2 separate regions of the Homo sapiens genome follow, and region 2 is linked to region 1. A link is a loop called in an ENCODE intact Hi-C map of the cell type or tissue named here. Cell type or tissue: GM12878. All regions are shown on one strand. Links, peaks and the distances in the headings refer to the core of each region. The heading gives the core; the rest is flanking DNA. Region 1 has its middle 53 kb from the start of LINC03099. Region 2 has its middle 140 kb from the start of LINC03099.

Region 1 (2,920 bases), core at 228-2,727:
GCCGGGCGCAGTGGCTCATGTCTGTAATTCCAGCACTTTGGGAAGCTGAGGAGGGTGGATCACCTGAGGTCAGAAGTTCAAGACCAACCTGGTCAACATGGTGAAACCCCGTCTCTACTAAATATACAAAAATTAGCCAGGCATGGTGGCAGGCACCTGTAATCCCAGCTACTCAGGAGGCTAAGGCAGGAGAATCGCTTGAACCCGGGAGGTGGAGGTTGCAGTGAGCCGAGATCGCACCATTGTGCTCCAGCCTGGGCAACAAGAGCGAAACTTCATCTCAAAAACAAACAAACAAACAAAAAAAAAACAAAACCAGACAAAAGCTGTATCACCTTTTATGACCTAGTCTTGGAAATCACTTCCAAGTGATAGAGTGGAAGCAGCATCACTTCCACTGTATTCTATTCATTCCATGTGAGTCAGGAAGGCCAGCTTTTGGGGAGGGGCAGGGGATTAGACTCCTCCACCCTTTGATGAGAGGACTGCCACAGAATTCGTGGACATGTTTAAAACCATCACAGTGAGCTGGGCAGTGGCTCACACCTGTAATCCCAGCACTTTGGGAGGCTGAGGCAAGAGGATTGCTTGAGCCCAGGCAGTTCGAGACCAGCCTGGGCAACATAGAGGGACCTCCATCTCTCAAAAAAACAAAAACAAAAACAAAACAGAGAGAGAGAGAGAAAAAAAATAAAGTAAACCACTACAGTGGCTAGGAGATGGTGAACAGCCACTTCACTTGACGGTTTGACTGGACCAACACAATTTTCATTCTCAATTTTCTAACTTGGCTGCTTGTTTCCCACACTGCAGAAAGGCCAGGGCTCAAACTCCCCAGCAGCATATTAGTAACTAAAATGTTTGCACTTAGCGGGCTGGACTCTAGTTAATCCAGCTTCATCATTATGCCAGGAGAGCTCATTCCAACTGAAATTTGACTATTGGTTTTTAATTTTGGTGCCATTTTTCAAGATGATGGCTCTTCTGGCTGACAGTGAATTACCCGGGGTGCAAATTAAATACAATAGAATTGCTAATCAGGCCATTAGAATACATGGACAGGAGGAAAGCTACAAGTTGTCAGACCTGGGTGGGTTCTCTCCTTGCTTTTTGGACAGAATTTGTGTGACTTTGAATGGGCTTATGCATAGAACTGGTACAAATATTGGAAACAGACGCCTGCAGGCAGCGAGGGGGACAGAGCAAGTGGCTGCAAAGCCTGCGATGGTACACTGGTTTGGTTGGTTCCCCTTTGCAGGAAAAATCTTGTCCTATAAGTACTCATGTCCCTGGGGATTGCTGTCTAATGTTCCATACACTCTTCTCATGCAAGGAAGTGTCGAGATTTAATTCTCAACCTCCAGGCCCACAAGGAAGGCACCAAATATCTGACATAATGAACAGTGTTTTCGGATTTCTAAATTTAGAGGGAAGGCGAGAATGCACTAGTGGTTTTTCTCATGTCTAATTCTAAGCAAAGACAGAAAGACCGTCAAAGACTTCATGTAGCACATTCAGTCACAGTTTCTTTGTGTGTGTGTGTGTGTGTTTCTTTAACCCCCACGAGACTAACTGAGAAGAAATAGATTCAGGAGCCACTTCCTAAGGAGGCAGTGCTTGATGCCAAGAGGTAGTTCAGTAAATCAGGAAGTGTTTGACCATTGGAGAAGATAGAGTGTGGTTTTCAAGGGCAAAGATGCAAGCCAGGATGCTGTCCAGTAATGCTGCTAGGAGTGGAGGTGAGCTGGGGATCATATCTGCAAGTGAGGGAGGACTCCTACTGAATCAATCACAGGAAACACTTACCAAGGCCTGCCAGCCATGTCTGACCACTTGAAGTGCTTGCAGCATTTAATTTTCACAGCAGCCGTCTGAGGTGTGGATTATGATCACCCCCATTTAATGGATGTTAACTTGGAGGTTAGGTAACTTCCTGGAGTGTGTTAGTCAGTTTTGCATTGCTATAAAGGAATACCTGAGGCTGGCTAATTTATCAAAAAAAGTACGTTTCTGCAGGCTGTATGAAAAGCATGGCACTGGTGTCTGCTCCTGTTGAGGACTCGGGAAGCTTCCAATCATGGCGGAGAGCAAAGGGGGAGCTGGTGTATCACATGGCAAGAGAGGGAGCAAGAGAGAGATGGGGGAAGGTGCCAGGCTCTCTTAAACAACCAGATCTTGTGTGAACTCATAGAGTGAGAACTCACTCATCACGGCAAGGACAGCACCAAGCCATTCACGAGGGATCCTTCCCCATGACCCAAACACCTCCCACCAGGCCCGCCTCCAACATCAGAGGTCACATTGCAACATAAGATTTGGAGGGGACAAAAACCATCTAAACCACATCACCAGGGTCACCCAACAAGTTCATGGCAGAGCTAGTGTTTATTAGATTGGGTTCAGCTATCAGAGACAGGAGAAAAAATCTGAGTAAGGCATAAACAAGATAGACATCCTTTCTTACAAAAACAAAGATTCAGGGCCAGGTGCGGTGGCTCATGCCTATTATCCCAGCACTTTGGGAGGCCAAGGTGGGAGGATCACTTGAGGCCAGTGATCTCAACATAATGAGACCCTGTCTCTACAAAATTTAAAAAGTAGCCAGTTGTGGTGTGTGCCTGTAGTCCCAGCTACTTGGCAGGCTGAGGAGGGAGGATCACTTTAGACCAGGAGTTGGAGGCTTCAGTGAGCTATGATTGTGCCACTGCACTCCAGCCTGGTTAACAGAGTGAGACTCTGTCTCTAAAAAAGCCCCCAAACCTACGATGTTTTGAGGTATACAGTCTAATTCCATTACAGCAGCTCCATAACCATCTGCCACCCAAGTTCTTCTTTCTTGTTCCTCTACCATCTTCAACACATGATCTCTGCCTTGGGTTGCCAGATAAAATACAGGACAGCCAGTTGAATGTGAATTTCA
Region 2 (2,920 bases), core at 236-2,735, 91 kb after region 1:
ACTTTTGTGATTCCTTTTTCTACTCTGGTGGGCTGTGCCGCTTTGATCGCCTTTTCATGTGATAACAATTTTAAAACATTGTTTTCTATAGAGACAATAGAAAGATCAGTCTTTCCTCCAGTGTGCTTGATCTCCTTTTTATAAAATTATTGATAGTGTTGTAAAGTTTCTTTCAGATTCACTAGTTGTCATTGGTAATTAGCTTCCATTGTGATGTATTAAGAGAGTGACATTTTGAAGTAACTGTGGGTCTCCTTCTACTTTACATTTTTGACTACTACTGAGATACTTCTACCTTCCTATCCTATTTGAATTTTGGTATGATGAGTAATTCTTATGTGTGTGTGTGTGTGTGTGTGTGTGTGTGTGAAATTAGCATGAAATTAAGGTGCATATATTGTGCTGCAGTGCTGCATAATTGAATAATAAAATAAAAATTACTCTTATGCTACATGCATTGATGTGTTGATAAGCCTGTGTAGTTTTGACACTAGAGCACTTGTTTCTTCAGGCTGTTTTGCAGCAACATTAGCAATTTTGCATTCCCTTTTTCCTTCTGGATTCACTGGACTCTGTCAGGACAAGATGCGTCAGATATGCTAAAATGCGATCTGAAACACTGGATGGATAAAACTTGCCACTTTTCAAACAGATGCCACTTGTGTTTGTAGGACTGTTACAGTTTCGTGCCCTATGAAACACATGAATTTTGATAAATCCTTTTTTGTGCAAGTCCCATCAGAAAAGAAATAAAAATATATGGTGTGTTATTAATTGCATACACTGCATTATTGAGTCTATTCCTGACAGAAGCAAATTTCCATTTTGACTAGGAAGATTTTCCACAGATTAGCTCCTGGCTCCGTACATTTCAGGCTTTGTTTCTTCTGCTACCTACATATTTTTAGGGGCTGGGTGCCATAAGACACCATGGAAGACTGTATTTTCCAAAATGGTCACGATCAGACCTTCCATCTCACATGCTCTTCTTATAGTGGGATATTGGTATCCCTCTCATTGAGGAGTGGGGCCTGTCTTCCTTCCCCTTATCTGAGTGGGTCTGTGATTACCTCAGAAGTGACACTATGTGACTTCCAAGGTGGTCATAAAAGGCAAGACAGCTTCCACTTGGCCCTCTTGGGACAATCACCCTTAGAACCCAGCCGCCATGCCCAGGCCCCACGGAAAGGCCACAGCCAGCTAGCTGAGGTCTCAGCTCACAGCCAGCATCAACCACCAGATACATGAACTCGGAGCCTTCAGATGATTCCAGCCCCCAGCCTTTGAGCCACCCCAGATGATGCCATGTGAAACCATGAGAAGCTGTCCCTGCAAAGCCCTGCCTATTACAGATTTGTGAACAAAACAAATGACTGTTGTCATTTGAAGCCACTGAGTTCTAGAATGACTTGCTATGTCGCAAGAGATACGCAGGACAGACACATTTATGTTATGAAACAACCTTTGGCACGCACCTTCAAGTCACAATAGTGGGCAAGTCAGCCCAGAGGCAGTAGGAGAATTCCTGAAGGCTATTTCTGCACTGCAATGTGTGATGGTTAGCATCAATTTTACATGGAAGTGGTTGCAAACCCCTAAACAAAAACTAATTGTATCCTCACTTTCATTTCCCCTTAGCCAGAACCCAAATATGCCTGCAGCTGCTCTTGCACCATCTGACCCAATGGGAGGTGTGTTAGAGGGGAAGTTAAACTGGAAACAGATGGTGGTCTGTACAAAACCTTACTACCCCTGAGCCAAGCTTGGAAGGGGCCAGTGTAAGTAAGGGACCTGAAGCTTAAGCTTTATTAGGTTCGCAGTAAATCCACTTCTGTAGCCAATATTTACTGAATGCTTACAAGTGCTATGTCCTGAGCTAAGCTCTTTACATGAACAGTCATATGTTTTTAGATTATGACCCTCTGGGTAGGTATTATTCTTATCCCTATTCTACAGATGAGAAAAGAGAAGCCCAATATAGGTTTCTGTTAAATCATGAATAATCCAATACATTTGGCATGTATTTATTGGGCACTTGATTTTAAAACCAATAACTATTTGTGTATTATCTTAATTGTACAAAGGATATGCAAATTCATTATGGATGTTATACTTACAACAACACTCCAGGCACAAATCTTTTCCTTTTGTTTTTTTAAGAGATGGTGTCTTGCTCCGTCACCCAGGCTGGAGGGAGTGGCACAGTCATAGAACTCCCGGGCTCAAGGTGATCCTCCCGCCTCAGCCTCCCAAGTAGCTGGGACCACAGAATTGCCTAGCTAATTTTTAAATTTTTTGTAGAGATCGGGGCTGGGAGGGTGTCTCACTGTGTTGCCCAGGCTGGTCTCGAACTCCTGGGCTCAAGGGATCCTCCCACCTCAGCCTCCCAAAGTGCTGGAATTACAGGCGTGAGCCACCACACCTGACCAGGCACAAATGTTATGTCCATTTTGTAGAGATGCAAACTGAGGCGAGGCACTGAATGGAGCTGTGATGAAGACCAAGATGCATTCCTCAATCTTGGGAGTCTGACTGCCTCAAAAAGCTAAGAAATGCTTTTAATTTGGACAAAATAACCAAAGACACTGGAGATGTTAGTGTCACATGAGGGAGGAGCCCTGGAGCACTGTGGGTTGGGCAAACAGGCCTTGAGGTAGAGTCTAAGAAGTGGCCCTCCACTCATTTGAAATTTGAGTATCGCCTTAACATTTCACCTAGTAAGGATGTATTTCCTCTTCTGGAGGACTAATGTGGCCTCTTCGGGTAAAATCATGGATAATTAACAAACATTTACTGAGGGCCTTTTGGGTATAAGACGCAGAGCTAGATTCTAGTCTTATCTTTGAAGAGCTTTAAGTCCTGCTGAGAAGAAAAACCAAGTAACAATAATAATGTTAACCACCACTCCAATTCTTTGAGA

Evidence for each region. A loop is a pair of places that touch in the nucleus more often than their neighbours do. Peaks named below come from ENCODE experiments on the same cell type or tissue, not always from the same donor. Only the 100,000 strongest peaks of a DNase experiment are listed, where the experiment ranks them.
Region 2: it touches region 1 in a loop (1.9-fold over the local background); 1 of 110 quality-filtered maps calls a loop at or near these places.

Annotation. Positions count from the first base shown.
Region 1 is chrX:40,314,479-40,317,398 of GRCh38, forward strand. No RefSeq gene overlaps it. Among named protein-coding and RNA genes, the nearest start is that of LINC03099, 53 kb to the left of the region's middle. In GM12878, for the core only: no CTCF peak of the experiment used is centred there; a DNase peak (open chromatin) is centred at 1,541.
Region 2 is chrX:40,405,081-40,408,000 of GRCh38, forward strand. No RefSeq gene overlaps it. Among named protein-coding and RNA genes, the nearest start is that of LINC03099, 140 kb to the left of the region's middle. RefSeq lists an enhancer at 1,314-1,363. In GM12878, for the core only: no CTCF peak of the experiment used is centred there; a DNase peak (open chromatin) is centred at 1,496; H3K27ac peaks cover 761 bases.